Linked DNA regions of Homo sapiens: region 1 is linked to region 2. A link is a loop called in an ENCODE intact Hi-C map of the cell type or tissue named here. Cell type or tissue: endothelial cell of umbilical vein. All regions are shown on one strand. Each heading gives the region's core, and the rest is flanking DNA. Links, peaks and the distances in the headings are about the cores only.

The links. Hi-C counts contacts between places; a loop is a spot of excess contacts. Peaks named below come from ENCODE experiments on the same cell type or tissue, not always from the same donor. Only the 100,000 strongest peaks of a DNase experiment are listed, where the experiment ranks them.
Region 1: it touches region 2 in a loop (7-fold over the local background); 6 of 110 quality-filtered maps call a loop at or near these places.

What each region holds. Positions count from the first base shown.
Region 1 is chr2:232,255,647-232,263,974 of GRCh38, forward strand. DIS3L2 (DIS3 like 3'-5' exoribonuclease 2) reads left to right here. Exons shown (of 21, transcript NM_152383.5): 13 at 7,561-7,794. Among named protein-coding and RNA genes, the nearest start is that of MIR562, 87 kb to the left of the region's middle. In endothelial cell of umbilical vein, for the core only: no CTCF peak of the experiment used is centred there; a DNase peak (open chromatin) is centred at 4,615; H3K27ac peaks cover 379 bases.
Region 2 is chr2:232,311,524-232,319,851 of GRCh38, forward strand. All of the region lies in intron 14 of DIS3L2 (DIS3 like 3'-5' exoribonuclease 2), which reads left to right. Among named protein-coding and RNA genes, the nearest start is that of ALPP, 63 kb to the right of the region's middle. RefSeq lists an enhancer at 3,846-4,015. In endothelial cell of umbilical vein, for the core only: a CTCF peak has its summit at 4,127; DNase peaks (open chromatin) are centred at 4,228 and 5,258; H3K27ac peaks cover 2,564 bases.

The DNA.
Region 1 (8,328 bases), core at 98-8,097, 56 kb before region 2:
CTTAGACCTTAGAACCTTAGAATCTTAGGGCCAAAGATCAGAATAATAAAAGAAGGGTCTCACAATTGATTAGCTATCCTCAGTTTGCGTCTCCTGTGACATCCCTGCTGTGTGCTGTACAGGATTAGTCAGGACCTGGAGTGTACTATGGAAGTCGCCTATTTCAGCCATTTACTTAGGTCAAAAACCACGGGGTCATTCTTGACTTTGGTCTTTCTCTCATGCTACATCTGCATCCAGTCTGCCAGTGTGTCATCGCTGCTTTGCTTTCTGAATGCCTCCAGAATCAGCCCCCTTCCTTAACTACCGGCACTAATACCTGCGTCCAAGCTATTCTCTCTCACCTTGACAGATACAGTGGCCTCCTGACTGTCCTTGCAGCCTCTGCTCTTGCCCCACGTCATCTCCTCTGCATACAGCTGTCAGAGTGATCCTTCTGAATCTTAAGCCTTGTCTCTCCATTAAAACTTTCCAATCTCTCATTCACAATAAAAGATAAAACGCCCCCTTACAATGGTAACTTTTTCCTTGTTCTTTTCTGCCTGTCTTCTGTGCTGGAAATGCATAGACTCCAGAGTCTTCCTGCAACCAGCATCTCCTCTCATGTCCTGGAGCATTGCTGCTCACAGGAGAGAAGCTGCCTTTTATGTGTAACTGAGCTCTCTGCTGTGCTGCAGGCCCCCTCCCCAGCTCCAGGGACCTGACATCAGTCAAGGTTGAGTTTCCCCACCTGCCATCTTCTCATATCCTTCAAGCCTCTGCCCCTTCCTTGTAGCTGAGCAGATCTTTTCCTCCCTGCTTAACTCATTCCATTCTGAGAATTGGACATTGTAGAACTATGTTGTGTACCAGTTGGGGCTTTCTCAGCTGAACCTTCAGTGCTACTTGGGAATCCTTTTATTCGTCACTAGGTTCCAAGCCTTTTTTCTTCGGTTCCAACCTCAACCTTGCTTTCCACTCCTCTTTCCTTTAAGACCCATCATTCTCCCAAGTACCTTTCATTCCTCCTTCTTGGAAACGAGAGAGGCTAGCCAACTTCAACTGCTGAGGTCCCCCTTTCCACATCAAAATTTCTCTCTGCCTTGCCGCTACTTAGGAGGCTGAGGCAGGAGGATCACTTGATCAGATTGAGAACAGATCGAGACCCTGTTTCTAAAATATAAATGAATGAATAAATAAATAAATATTTGGCTGGGCATGGTGGCTCATACCTTTAATCTCAGCACTTTGGGAGGCTGAGGTGGGCAGATCACCTGAGGTCAGGAGTTCAAGACCAGCTTGGCCAACATGGTGAAACCCTGTCTCTACTAAAAATACAAAAATTAGCCAGGCATGGTGGTGGGCACCTGTAGTCCCAGCTACTTGGGAGGCTGAGGCAGGAGAATTGCTTGAACCCAGGAGGCAGAAGTTGCAGTGAGCCACCTGTGAAGAGAAAGCGAGCATTCTGCTGGGTGTATAAGTGGATTGTGTGCAATGGTGCTTCAGTCTAGATATTCATGCCTTAATCTTACTGTGTTCGTCTCTCCCTTTTTCAGGGGAAGCCTGAGCTTTGCTTAGTGATGATGGCCCTAGTGTGAGGACTGGGGCTTGTGGAGTAGCCTCTTGTTTGCTCTAGCCACCCCACTGCCTCTGTCCTCTGCAGTTACTAGGACCTTCCCTAGCAAGTTTGCGTCCTTTCCACCACAGGCATGACCTGCCTCTCTCTGCTCTCTTCCAGCCCGTCCTCTCTCTGCCTAGTCCTTTTCAGACACTTGCTTCTTGGCACCTTTGACTTTTCTCACTGCCGGGCTGCCCCTACTAAGGATGATTGCCCTGTTTTCGTAGCTCTAAGAAGCAGCCAAAATCCACTCCACCTCCCTCCCACCCTCCGTCACTCCAAACAGCCTGGTTTTGTTCCAGTCAGGAAAAGGTTTCTTTCTTCCTCATATTTTTTTGAACAAAATATTTTGCATACGGAAGCCCGGAGCTCCTGCAAAAGTGATTTTGTACCTAATTATTTAAGATTATAAGTTAACCCCACTTGCAGTTTTTTCAGCCAGAGATACATCTTAATGAAGTGCTGACATTTTTCAGAGGATAAATTTAAAGATACATTTGAATGGAACTGAATAATTTTCAAAGGAAGTGGTCATACTTCTGTATCAATATAGAAAGTTGATGTGTGTTTGAGACATACTTGGTTTATTTTACTTCATCATCTGCCTCTGTCTAATTTATGACCTTCACCTGAAATGGAATAAAAGTAACACTAGATTTTGGGTCTGTCTTTAACTGGATCTGGTCTTGGCCGCCACTTAGGAGTTTGTATGACTTTTGACAAGTTCCTGGCCTGTTTTCTCAACTGTAAAATGGGCTGAACAATGCACTCCTCCCAGATGTGTTAAGGAGATTTTAGAAGTAGTAGGTTTAAGAATACTCCGAGTGTTAGACTACTTCCGGTCTTACTTAGTACAGTAGGTAGGCCTTGAATTACAGTGCTGTAGTACATAATTATGTACTCCTTTTTCAGTAGTTTTTTCCCAGTAATACGCCTTCAGTCAGTGTTGGCACTGTATTTAATTTGACATTCTGAACAGTGGTATTCCAGAGTATGTGCAGTAAACTCACCTGCCTACAGAAGAGTGACCCAAATCCTGTGATTAAGAAAGAAAAGAGGGGCCAGGTGTGGTGGCTCATGCCTGTAATCCCAGCACTTTGGGAGGCCAAAGCGGGCGGATCACGAGGTCTGGAGTTAGAGACCATCCTGGCCAACATGGTGAAACCCCGTCTCTACTAAAAATACAGAAAATGAGCCGGGCATGGTGGCATGTGCCTGTAGTCCCAGCTACTCAGGAGGCTAAGGCAGGAGAATCACTTGGACCCGGGAGGCGGAGGTTGCAGTGAGCCCAGATCGTGCCACTGCACTCCAACCTGGTGACAGAGTGACAGAGTGACAGAGCGAGACTCTGTCTCAAAAAAAAAAAAAAAAAAAAAAGGAAAGAGGAAAGACATGATCTTCTTTATGAAGTGTTTTGTTTCTGAAGCTCTCCCTGCTGTTTCTACTTTTTCCGTGAAAAACTCTGTCCTTTTGTCTTCTGCCACTGGCTTTGGTTATGCACTGGGCATTGATGTGAATCCAGTTTCCAAATTGGAAAGTAATGAGGTGTTCCATACAGAGAGGCCTGCCTTACATACTGTGAGGTTGGCTATTCCGAGGACCCCCTCCATTTGGATCTTTGCTTTCTTGCTGCCTTTCTCTGTGTCAGACGACAACAGACTCCTTTCTTTTCTGCTTGGCGTCTGCAGAAGATGGTTTCAGGCCTTCTTTCCCTGGCCTAGTCATTTTTTAGTACATGTCAGGTGTGACTCCCAGAAGCACTGGACTGTGTTAAGGCATAGTAGATTCGGCTGCCAGAGGTCCCTGTGCCTGAGCAGGAAGTTCCTGATGGCTCTTCAAGCTTCTACCTCAGCCCTTCGTGTATTTAAAGAGAAGGTTGGGATGGATTTTCAGGGTTGCAGGCGTTAAGGAAGACGACTGAAGTGAAGCAAAACAGCTATGGGAAAGTGATCATCAGCACTGCAGTCTCCAATTTGGTGGTGTTCCTATGTGCTGTTAGGAAGGGACATCTTATCTATCTTGACTGATAAGGAAACAAAGTAGAGGTGCCCATTAAGGAAAAAAAAAAAGGAGCTCAAATGAACTGGTAGCCAATGCCAGCATAGGCGGTGAGCAGGCTTTGGTAAAGAGTGACAAGCTGCTGCTTTGGGCAAGTCTCAGGTAATCAATTTTAGGAATACCTTAGGATTCCAAGTGGCTCCTGGTCAGGGCCAGCAATCAGAGGGGTGAGAAGGAGCTACAGAGATGTGCTTAGAGCCAGGAGACGTGGGCCTGCAGGGTACAGGGGTGTCTGGGAACCTCGTGGAACTTGCTGCTACGTTTTATGCATAAATATTTCAGGGAGGAGGGCCTGGAGCATTCACTAAGTTTTTTTCTGTTTGTTTTGTTTTTTTGAGACCGAGTCTCACTGTGTCGCCCAAGCTGGAGTGCAGTGGCGCAACTTCGGCTCGCTGCAACCAACACCTCCCAGACTCAAGCAATTCTCATGCCTCACCTTTCTGAGTAGTTGGGATTACAGGTGCGCACTACCATGCCCGGCTAATTTTTGTTTTTGTTTTTGTTTTTTTGTGGAAACGGGGTTCCATTGTGTTGGCCAGGCCAGGATGCCAAACTCCTGACATCAAGCAGTCCACCCGCCTTGACTTCCCAAAGTGCTGGGATTGCAGGCATGAGCCACCGTGCTTGGCCAAAATTCACTAGATTTTGAAAGCAGTTCTTGACCCATGGCTTATGTGAAAGCAAATGCCCGATCAGGGTGCAGTGGTTGCCCTGTGCTGGAGCATTCACTAGGGAAAAAGACCGCAGACCCTGGGAGGCTGCAGACCCTGTGACCTGAATGCTGGATGCTGGAGGGAACCTCCAGACCACTTGTGAAATGTGAAAGAGAACAGTGGAATAGAACTGAAACTGACGTTCCCTGAGCATGCTGAAGGCAGACTGTACAGCCCAATGTAGACGCACAGGAGGAGTGACTGGGTTTGGAATGAAATGTAGAAAAGGAAGCAAGCTAAATCACCAGGGGAAACCCTTGAGACCACAAGAATGAAGAGGTCATGGCCCTGTCATTCCAGAGGAGGCTGGAGCAGCTCTTCAGGAAATGTGGATGTGCGAAGAGGACAAGCCTGGCTGAGCCTAAAAGGGGCTCTTCAGACTCTTCTGGAGACCTGCACATGGCACTCCCCACTGGGACTGTCAGGTGGTACCTGGAATTGACTCTACAGTTGCTTTTGCCCACAGCACACACATGCTTCCTGAGAGCCAAATTCAGACCTGCTTGCCACAGTGGAAGATTTGTGAGATTATTTGAATCCCTTATATCTTTGGATAGTGGTAGTTCTTGGAATAATATGGAAAGAATAGTTTCAGGATTTTTTTAAAAGAAAAGTTAAAGTCAGTGATTACAGATTCAAGATTCTTATAAGACTTTGCTCTGGATAAAAATGTGAGTAGTTGCCACCATTCTTTTCCTCTACCCCATGGCTGCCATTTTTCAAGAGTATTGATTCTTCCTTTAAGGGAGGGTGAAGGTACCAAAGTGGTCTCTCCAGCCTTTCAGGGCAGAAGCTGTATTCCCTGGAGGCTTTGTGGTGTGAACAGCACCTGGGCTGGGCTCAGTCCTTCCCCATGGGGAATGCCTACATACTCTTCAACTGGCTTTTTCGGAAAGCATTGTCTGAGAGCTTGTGAACAGAAGGGTTGGCTGGTGAAGAGCAAGGCAAGGGGGATGTCTGCAAGCCCAGGTTAAAAGGTAAAATGTTCTACTCTTGACTGGTGCTCCCTCCCTTTTCTTGCACAGAAAATACACTTCCACGCATTTATCCAGAGCTTTTCCATTCTCCTCAGGCCCTCAAACTCCACCTAGCCTCCTTTGTACTTTGCCTCATGCTCAACTACATAGATTGGGGTTCTGTGATAGTCATGCTCTCAGCTTCCCTCTTCTTCCCTTCAGGGTCTCCTGCCCTTTCCTTCCTTCCTTCCTCCCCACCAGGCTGGGCTTCCTCTGTCCAGGATGGATGGCCTCCATTTGGCCCAAGATCCCTTTTGTTCTCTTGTGTCTTCAGTCTTCCTTCAGTGCTGGTTTCTCTTCTTTACCCTACAACTGCCACACAGCCCTCTGTTCTGCTCATTCCAAAGCGCTCCTTCCCTCCTGTTCTTTTGGAAGTGGTCATCCACACTGGTTGCATTGCCTCCGCTTCCGATGCCCCCACCTATCCTTAACCTGGTGCTTCCCAGGTTTTTTCATGTCATGTCACACACAGAAGATGTTGCTGTTTGAGTAGCACCGGGGACGTGTGCATGAGGCTGATGGGAGGCCGAAGCTCTGGCTGCCCTGGGAGTAAGAAGAGCTAGAGCCCTCCTCACAGCGTCTCCAGAACCCATTTGCAGTACATGCCTTAAACCTTTGCAGTGTGACTCTGCCCCTGTCCTATATTTTCCTAAAATAGCCTTCATAAACACCACCAGCCAGCAAATGCTCAATGCCAGGAGCTTGTCTTTGTTTTCTCCTCCTTGACATCCAAGTGGCATTGGACATACACTTGCGGTTTAGAGAGACTCTAGGGCTGGACTGCCTGGGTTCAGTTCCCAGCTTTGCCAGTCTCTAGCAGTGTAACCTTGGGCAAATTCCTTAATTTCTCTATGTCTTAGTTTCCTCAACTGAAGAAGAGGATAGCAAAATTCCTACCTCATAGCATTGTTATGAGAATTAAATAGTTGCCATATGGAGAGTGTGAACAATGCCTGTCTCATAGCAATTGCTCTCTGAGTGCCCTGTGTTGTCTTTGAGTCCCCTTTCTTAAAGCTCTTTTCTCCTGCTTTTCCTAACATCGGTCACTCCTGGTTTTTGTCCTGTCTCTCTCAGCTCTCTTGTTTTTTCTACTGTTTTCATTCCCTGGCTTCTCTTCTCTCCTTAACATGAAGGAGGTGTTAGGCCAAGCAGCCCCACCTCCCCCAACCGCCCTTTCTTCCATAGACCCTTCCACCTCCAAACGGCCCAGGCCCACATCCGAATGCCTGCCAGATCCCCTCACCTACATCTCTCCCTGAACCTCAGACCTAGGAGTCCCCAAAATGTTTTAATGTCCTTTTTTTGTTTTAAAAGTAATACATATTTATTATACAAAATACAGAAAAGTGAAAATAATAAAATGCACCTCAGTGGTAATCCCACCGCTCGGCTGGCACCACCACTAAACTTGGGTATATCTCCTTCAAGCCCAGTGGTTCTCAGCCTGGGCCAGCTTTCCCCTAGAAGACATTTGGCCATGTCTGGAGACATTTTTGATTATCAACTTGGTAGGGAGAGGTGCTCCTGACATCCAGTGGATAGAGGCCAGGGATACTGCTGAACATTTTATAATATACAGTTCAGCCCCCTGGCCAACAAGGAATTATTCAGCCCAACAGTGCCAAGATTGAGAAGCCTGTTCTAGACTTCTGTCTCTACATATGTGCCCCAAATGGAAAAGTCGGAATGGGTTTCCTCTTTCTAGCCTCATCTTGCTTCTCCACCTGTGTTCACTCTTTTTGTCAGTGGCCCCACCTCCCCCTTCTCCCTCACTCCACATCCGAGCTGTTCCCAAGCCTGCAGAGTCCCTGTCTGCCACATTGTTGGCAGCTCTCTCCTCTACTACTCTCAGTGTCGACATTGATGCCCACTCACCGAAACTAATGAAAAAGCCTCCAGCATGCCTTGCCTGTGCCACTGGTGTGCTTGGGGACCGTCCATAGGTGTCCAGTGCCCATTGGATTAATTCCACGCCAGGTGGAGACTAAGCTCCCTGAGGGCAGCAGCTTCCATCTCTGATTCATCTGGGTGCCTAGCCTGAACCTGCCACCATTCCGAGCACACAGTCAGTGCTCAATAAATCTTTGTTGAATGTGTATGGATGAATGGCTGAAGGAAGAAAAACCTGAAAAACATTTGTCCTCACAATTCCCTTGTAATCTGTCCATCTTTGCAGATCCTTGATGAATGGTTTGGCCGGACCATCATCCGCTCCTGCACCAAACTTAGCTACGAGCATGCACAGAGCATGATTGAAAGCCCAACTGAGAAAATCCCTGCGAAAGAGCTGCCCCCCATTTCCCCAGAGCATAGCAGCGAGGAGGTACACCAGGCCGTCTTGAATCTCCACGGAATTGCCAAGCAGTTACGCCAGCAGCGCTTTGTGGACGGCGCACTTCGTTTGGATCAGGTCAGTACGTGTTTTTTTAGTGTAGCCAACAGATTTGACTCGTGCCTGAACCCAGCGTGGATGAGCGCAGCTTGGCAGGCTTAGACTCTTCCTTCCTTCTCTTTGCTCCAGGCACCACACTAAAATCATGTTCTCTGAGGCCGGCAGGAACTAACTCCCATTCACTCTCCAAATACAGGATATTATGCAAAATATTCTGTATTTTGTATGATTCCACAGGTACACGAGGCCTAATGACATGAGCCAAGGCAAAGAGTGGGTCTGTGTGGGTGGCTCTGACCAAAACCCCCAGCTGGTCTTCCCTGGTAAGGCTGTGTCCAGTCTGTGATCCTCACCTCAGGTCTCTACTCAAACCTGTTCTTTAATGGAGGCAAGAATAGGAGACACGGAAATTTAGGAGGCAGCTGACCAGTATCTGATACGAAGGCTTGGAAAAAAAGTATTTCTTCTTATACCTCATCTCCCAAAAAAGAGTTATTTGTTTACAAATTCCAGATTAATATCTGAAGATGCAGAGAACTGAGGAGACTGTAG
Region 2 (8,328 bases), core at 146-8,145:
TGACACCAGCCCGGGCAGTGTAACGACAATTAACAAATTTTTATTTAAAAATAAATAATAAATAGAACATTACAGCTTCCAGGAGCCTCCCATGTGCCCCTCACTCCTCCCAAAAGGATACCACCATTGTTATCTTCTAACACTGTAGATTGGTTGTGCCTGGCTTTGAACTTCATATAAATGGAATTATTTACTATATTCTCTTTTGTGCCCAGCTTTTCTCTTTCAGCATTATATTTGTGAGAATTCATCTTTGCTGTTGCATCTATAGTCCATTCATCAATTTATCCAATCTGCATTTGTTCAGTCAACATTTGTATTGTTTCCATTTTGGGGTTATTATAAATCTGCTTGTACATGTCTTTTGGTGCACATATGCATGTGTTGCTTTTGAGTATATAATAGGAATGAAATTGCTGAAATCATATGTAATTTCACAAGCAGTGTGTGAGAGCTCATCTGTTTATTGGCCATTCAGTAGAGTGCCTTTTCAAATTTCTTGCCTGTTTTTCTACTGGGTTTTCTGTTTTTCTTCTTGATTTATAGTCCTCTATATTCTGGATATCAGTTCTTTGTTGCTTATACATGTTGCAAATATCTTCCACTGTGTAGTTTGCTTTTTTACTGCCTCTGGTGTTATTTTAACGTACAGAAGTACTTAATTTTAATGGAGTTCAGTATGTCGATCTTTTTTATTATGGTTAAATGCTTTTTGTATACCATTTAAGAAATCTTTGTCTATATTCTAAAAGAATCTACTTAGAATTGATTTTTGAAAATGGTACAGCAAGTTTATTTTTTCATATGGGTATCTGTTGACCCAGCATCATTTTTTGAAAATACTTTCCCATAGCTTAGCACTGCCACCTTTGTCAAAAATGAAGTACCCATATGCACAGATCTGTTTCTGCTCTCCATTCTGTGTCACTGGTTTATATATCTATTCTTGTACCAGTACCACACTACCTTCATGTTTGTATAAAAATCTTGATAGCCAGTAGAGCTACACTTTCCAACTTGGACTTTTTCTATAAAGAGCACCTATGCTATTCTTGGCCCATTCCATTTCCATATAGATTTTAGAATCAGATTGTCAGTTGCCACATACATGCACACAAACTTGCTAGGATTTATATTGAGATTGCTTTGAATCCATATGTCAATTTGGGAAAAATCAACACTTTTATGATAATGAGTCTTCACAAACATGGTACCTCCCTCTATTTAGAGCTTCTTTAATTTTTCTCAATATAATTTTCTGTTAGAGATCTTGCTCATGTTTCATTGGATTTACTCCTAGGTATTTGATTTGTGGTACTATTTTAAATGGTATTTGTAAATTTAATTTTCTCTTTGTTGCTAATACAAGGAAACATGGTTTATTTTTGTTGACCTTGTTATCAATTACTTTCCTGAATTTATTTATTAGGTTCAAATAATTTGTAGATTTTTTTTCATAACAATATTTCAGTTCAGTGTAGATGCTTTTTTATTTCCAGTGTACCTCATCATGTCATCTGCAAATAATGACAGTTTTACTTTTTCCTTTCCAATTCTCATGCCATGTATTTATTTTTCTTGCCTTATTGCACTGTACAGTATTTCTGGACATAATAATAATAGGCATTTATGTCTTGTTCCTGATCTCAAACAGAAGAGTTTTTACCACAAACTCACTCTTAGATTATGAAAATGAAAATTTTTACTGGTGTTCTCTTTAGTATACACTTTATTTTTCCCCAAGATGAGTTTTCAATTTGGGAACTTTTTTTTAAGTTTTAAGTGGTGATTTATGAGCTAGGAGCTAGGAAAATGATATCTGATTTTTTATTTAAATGAAAAGGAACTAATGTTTATCACAAGACTGCTACTCCTCATTTTAACCTTGTGAGGAGGTTTTGCCTTGGCCATTTTACAGAAGGATCTCATGGCTGTACATTTGAACAAGGATTCAAACAGATCTGTCTGACTTCAAAACCCATGCTCTCTTTACTGCTCCCTGATTCCTTGGTAGAATATTGAACGTGAACCCACGAGGTCGTAAAAATACCACTTTTGTCATAGATGACCGAGAGAAAAGTTGCTAAACTATTATTGCCTCACAGGTATATGCAGCATCTTTTCCTTTCCCCAGTAACCTCCTACCCCAAATCTCTTTATATCCCTGTGTTTTAGTCCATTTTCATGCTACTGATAAAGACATACCTGAGACTGGGCAGTTTACAAAAGAAAGAGGTTTGTTGGACTTACAGTTCCACCTGGCTGGGGAGTCCTCACAATCATGGCAGAAGGCAAGGAGGAGCAAGTCACATCTTACAAGGATGGCAGCAGGCCAAGAGAGGGCATGTGCAGAGAAACTCCCATTTTTAAAACCATCAGATCTTGTGAGACCCATTCACTATCATGAGAACAGCATGAGAAAGACCTGCCCCCGTGATTCAGTTATCTCCCACCACGTCCCTCCCACAACACATAGGAATTATGGGAGCTACAAGATGAGATTTGGGTGGGGACACAGAGCCAAACCATATGACACTATCACCTGCCCCATCCCACCTTTCCCTGATTTCCATTGCCATGGAAAGGAGCCCTCTGGGCCTGCCTGTGGCCCTAAAGGGCTGCAGCCCTCCTCAGCACCGGCCCAGCACCCACTGGGCCCAGTATAGGGCATTCTCCAGCCTGTGCTGTCATTCTGTCGCCTGTTGTCTGGTGCTGGGAGGTAGGATTGAAGGCTTTCCTCCTGGGCGGGCTGCTCAGGTTGCAAGGTAGATCCTATATTTTTAAGCCCTGTAGAGTCTCAGCTGTCCCATTTTGAGGGTTATGCATCCTACATGGGTTCACAGAATCCCTTTCGCTGAGACTTGGAGGAATGAAGAGGACAGAGAGGGTCGAGACCCAAACCGAGCAGGCCCCGGAGGCCTCAGGGCCCTGGGGCTGAAGGGAGCTCCCTAGCCCGAGAATGCCCCTCACTATTCTCACACTCCACCTTTTGCAGCCCAAATACCCATGGATGCCCCAAGAGATTTCCCTATGAGACAGAAAATTCTAGAACACCAGGAACTCTCAAAACTAGATATTTCAAAACTCTTAAAGACCTTAAAGAGTAAATGTTTTCATTGTCGATTTAACATAGAGTTACATTAAGCAGCTAACACTTTCCCTTTCTTGAATAAGATTTCCTGTCTGTCACGTTGCCATTTGCTTTCTTCATGTTTTTGCGATGGACTGCAGCTCCCTCCATTCTGGGGAGCCTCCTGGCGCTGCAGCAATCCAGCATGACTCGGAGCTCTTTGATTTTCTTTCCCAGTTACTTTATAGCACATGAAGATGTGTTCTTACCAGTGACAGAGGGTCGGTGAGAATGACCATTTTTGTTTTCCGTATATCTGTACCTGCCACATCCATACCTTTCTCAGAAGGTCCTGGAATGACTCGTTTCTCTCTCTGCCTCTCTGGGTATTTCTCCAACCACAGGTTTGCATCCCCAGGGGGAAGCCAGCTCTCTGGTCCCTCATGCTAAGCTTTTTAAGCAGATAGTACTGCCAGGCGGTCTTTAAACCCAAGGAGGCTTGCCCCTTCCCAAGACTTCAAGGAGTTCTAGAAGAGACTGTGATATTCAGGCCAGGTCCCTGTTTGATGAACAGGGACACTCAATTCCTGGCAAGTGGGGTGAGCGCCTCCAGCCCTCCCCACCCCCATACCGGTGTGCTGGCCCAGACCCAGGGCATATTCAGGTACTTAAAGTAGCAAATGTCTCTGCTGTAAAAACCCTCACTCCGGTACTGAAAGCCCAGAGCCCAGGCTCAGGCCACAGAGGTCTGAGATATACTCTCAAGGAGGTTAGCCCATAAAAGAAACAGGTCATAGGACTGCATGTTGGGTTTGAGCCTGAAGAAAGGTGCCCATGGTTGTCATCTTCTGTGGCTGCCTGGCAGGTAACCAGATGTGCTTGGCTCTCTTAGCTTTTGGCTGTGCTATCTGTGGGGTAGTGTTTCTGATCTGTCTTCACTGCCACTCCCAGCTCTCTGAGGCTTTGTGGCTTTTTCTTGGTGGTTGGGCAGGAAGCCTCTAGAGCCTGAAGGAATTGCTGTGCTTGATGACAGGCACAGGCTATCAATGGCTATAAATCGCCTAGTGGCTGCTTCACGTATTGAAGAAGAACATGTTTGCTGTCTGTTCTGCGGATGCTTCTCTGATGGCCGGAACACAGCTGCGAAAAGATTTCGTAGAGTGACTCAGAGCAAGCGCCCAGCTCATGCCCACTGAATTAAGCAAGAGGAAGTGGCCAACTTCCGCAGCTGCTCTGAAAGCCCAACACAGCAAGGCCTGGCTGAGATGAACAACATAGATCATTCCACTGACTTTGGGCTACCCCCAAGCCAACCCCATGTGACCCCACACCTACCCCAAAGCTAGGTGAGACCCAGGGTCCACCCTCCAAGCCCGGGTTACCAGTAGGGGGTAGGTGCCAAACTGGAGAGTAGACTGTGATGAATGGGTAGCAGAGATGGCAGAGGACATGGCTCATCACCTGGGGTCGGGGACCCCGCTCTCAGCAGCTCCCTTCCCTGAGTGCCCTGGCATTGGTGTGTCTGTGTGTTCGCGAGCCCTGGCATGCCACTGCGGCTTCACAGTAGCCTCCTGGGCAGCGGCTCATCAGCTTCCAGCACAGCCTTTGTTGTTCTATAAATCTGTTAATGTTTGTGCTACCTAGAATAAGAAGGAAGGAGTCATTCTACAGAGAGGATTTATTCTTCCAGGCGCCAAAACCTTGTTCCTTACGATTATGTCCTGTTCTTTAATGGGGTCCCCTGTACTCCACAGTGTCATTCGCCTCCACACTAGATGTCCACACAATGCTGTGTATTTTCACTGATTTTGCTGGGGCCCTGCCCTGTCTTTGTCTCTGCCTTTACAGTCAGGGCCAGTTGTCACTTCTCCGTGGCTGTCCGGAGAACCTGTAGCACCCTCTCCAGCCACTCCAAGCATGAGGCTTTGTGGGGAGCGTGGAATCTGTGAGGAAGCCGAGGCAAGCTGTTAGGATTCTGTTCAATGGGAGGAAAGGCTCTGAGTGAGGTGGGAAGGAAGGACTTCCCAGGAGGCACACTTGGGTTCCCGGCCCCACCTCTGCGCTGGCTGCCCACAGGCCCTGCTTCTGCCTATTTCCTGGTTCTGCTTCATGTTTCAAAGACATAAGATCAAATGTGATTAAGTTTTAGGTAAGCAAGATATTGTGCTTATTATTGAATTGTTCTTCTTTAGTTTAACAGCCCTCCAGTTTAATCTAAATCTGTTTCCTGTCATTAAGTCTTTGGTGTAGATAAAAGATCAGTTAGCTGGTCGCTATCTTTTGTGTCATAAATCTTCTAGGAAACCATTGTTGTGATTTTTCATTGTACCGTTCCTGAAGAGGAAGGAACTTTTCATTCCTTTGGGCTTTTTTCCTGGTGAATTTCCCAGCTGTTAGTGTCATCGAGCTTAACTCTCACATCCTTAAGGCAGCATTAGCCTCAGAACCACCAGTACCTCGCTGTGTGCCCTGGGAGGCAGGTTATTACCCTTGGCTTCATGACCCATGGACAGTCCTTGCAATGGAAGGGAAACACATTTGTGGGTAGAGTGTGGAGAATGTGTGTGAAAGGCTTTCCTCGCCCAGGCAGTAAGTGCTGCGGAAACAAGCCACTTTTTATGCTAATAAGATTTGGACAGGGGTTGGGAGGTAGGGGAGTGAGTGTGTGTTGATCTGATTCCCTGTGCCCAAGAGCAAGGACAGTCACTTCATCCCAGCCCCTGCACAGTGTTGGGAACACAGAGGTGTTCAGCAGATGCTGGACAAATGTCTCCTGGGAGTATGCAGTATTTGCTCTTTTTTCCTCTCATGTTCTGTGTTCCTAACATTCTTCTATTTTGGCGGGGTGGGGAGGTAGAAGGTAGGCAGAGTCTCACTCTGTTGCCCAGGCTGGAGTACAGTGGCCCGATCTCTGCTCACTGTAACCTCTGCTTGCCGGGTTCAAGCGATTCATGTGCCTCAGCCTCCCGGGTAGCTGGGATTACAGGTGCCCTCCACCACGCCTGGCTAATTTTTGTATTTTTAGTAGAGATGGGGTTTCACTATGTTGGCCAGCCTGGTCTCGAATTCCTGGCCTCAAGGGATCTGCTCACCTCAGCCTCCCAAAGTGCTGGGATTACAGGTGTGAGCCACCACTCCTAGCCTCTTCTATTTTTTAATTACACCTCTAATTGTCTCTGAATTGTCACTGAATTAATTGTCTCCTTAATTCAGTGCAGAAGGTTTTCATAATAACACTAATATTTATGGAATAGTTAACAATAGGTCAGAGCTTATAATGTTAAATAAGATAACAAAGTTTATCTCATTTAATCCTCACTAGAATAACCCTGCGAGGTAGGTAGAAGAAGTTAGAGAGGTTAAGTAGTCTGCCTAAGGTTACCCAGGTTGTGTGTGGTTGACAGTGCCCTACCTTTCCCCCCTGACTTTAGCAATACAAGAATACTGGCAAGTTGCTGCTGCCCTCTGGGCTCTGTTATAAAGTGAAGCTGCCGATCCACAATGGAGAACCCACTCCTGCAAGGCCAGGCCTCCACAGAGGCCAGAGGCCAGAGGCCAGTAGTGGTCGGGGTGCCCAGGAAGCTGGGCTCAAACAAGGGTAACTTGCAAGAATCTTCAGGAAGCCCTTATATTCAGAATTGTGTTCTGTGCCACATGGGCCCTTTCCCACCATCAAACTTAGAAAACGACCCCTAGGAAAGTCCTCAGAGTTCATGGAAGGGCGCTGAGAAGTCTGCCCACACCCTCGTGGGTTGGAGGACCAGTTTCGCCAAGTGTTCTCTGGCCCAGTTGTAAACATCATTCGTTTGCTTGTCCAGCAAACATTATTGGACGCCTATTAGTGCCAGGTACTGCACTGAGCACAAGAGAAGGGCCCAGTTCCTTCCCTTGAAGCCCACAGCCCATCGAGGAAGACAGGTATGTAAGACAGCATTTGCAAGGGGGTGACAAAGGCCAGGGGGGAGGTGAACAAAGGATGCAGGGAGTGGCTCTCAGTGTTGTGAGCACCCCGCATGGGAAGGCCAGCGCGGCAGGGTGCTGGGTGCTGTTGCCCTCTGCTTCTCCCGGCTGGAGTGTCAGTGTGGGACCCTGTAGGCCCCAACCCACCCCAGGGGAGGCAAGTGAGAAGGTGACAGGACAGAGTCATGGGACAAGAACCAGAGGGAAGAGGCCTGGCCAAGCCCTGGAGAACTGAGCAGAGCAGAGAGCCGCCTCACCAAGCCTCTGTGTTCCATCTTGTCATGCTTGTTGGAATGAGGAGGAATCCCTAAAGATCATGGATAGAAGGAGAATGGCTCTTCTTCCCACCACCTCCCCACCGTCTCTCCCTGAAACCCCAGGAGCATTCCAGATACAACACAGGGCGGGGGTCTTCCCTTCATGTTCCTTGAGTGCAGTGGCCATGGCCACTCCTTTCTCAGAACTCCTACTGCCAGTCTTAGCACTGCTGGCCTCCATACCCAGCAGGGAGGTGTGGTCTGCTCCCACATGGCTGGCTGGGCCATTCCTGGGCAGATGGTATCGAGTAAGGAGCACCCAGTGTCTTGTGTGGTTGGCACACAAGACACTGTGGTGGTTGAGAGAAGCAGAGGGCAACAGCACCCAGCACCCTACCACACTGGCCTTCCCATGTGGGGTGCACACGACACTGTGTGGTTGGCACACAGTGGACACACCCTGGACTGCATGCTACGTATAAGCATGTCCTGGTGAAACTAGCAGCCAGTTCTTTGTTTTGTTGCAAATGACCATTTGACAGTACTTCCACAACAGCCAAACATGGCACATGAGGAACTGGGCTTGAGTATCACAAAGATTTACTGGTAAATGGACAGGCATAAGCACCATTAATCAGACAGCACAGTTACTCTCCATCTTGGTGGCTGCACAGCTCAGCGGACCACACAGGGCCCTCCTGGGGTGTTGGGCAAGGCCTCCTCCCAGGCAGAGGCAGCTGGACTGAGGCCAGAGAGTTCTGGGTGCTACAGCCTCTACCAGGAACAACAATTCTCACCCAGGGGAGGCCTGAAGGCTGCCTGGGCTTGGCTGCCTGGGCTTGGCCTAACCTACCTGTGAAGAAGCTCCCAGATTGCTAGTCAGCATCCCAGGTACCAGGAGAGCTTTCTTAATGCATCTGAAAATCCTGGATAAACAGGGCTGCCCTCTGCAACCCAGGCTGCCCTACAAGATGGGCTTGGCCTCCAGAGTGGTAGCTCAGGGAAGCAGAGCCCTCAGGTCCAGTCACGCTTTGGCATGGT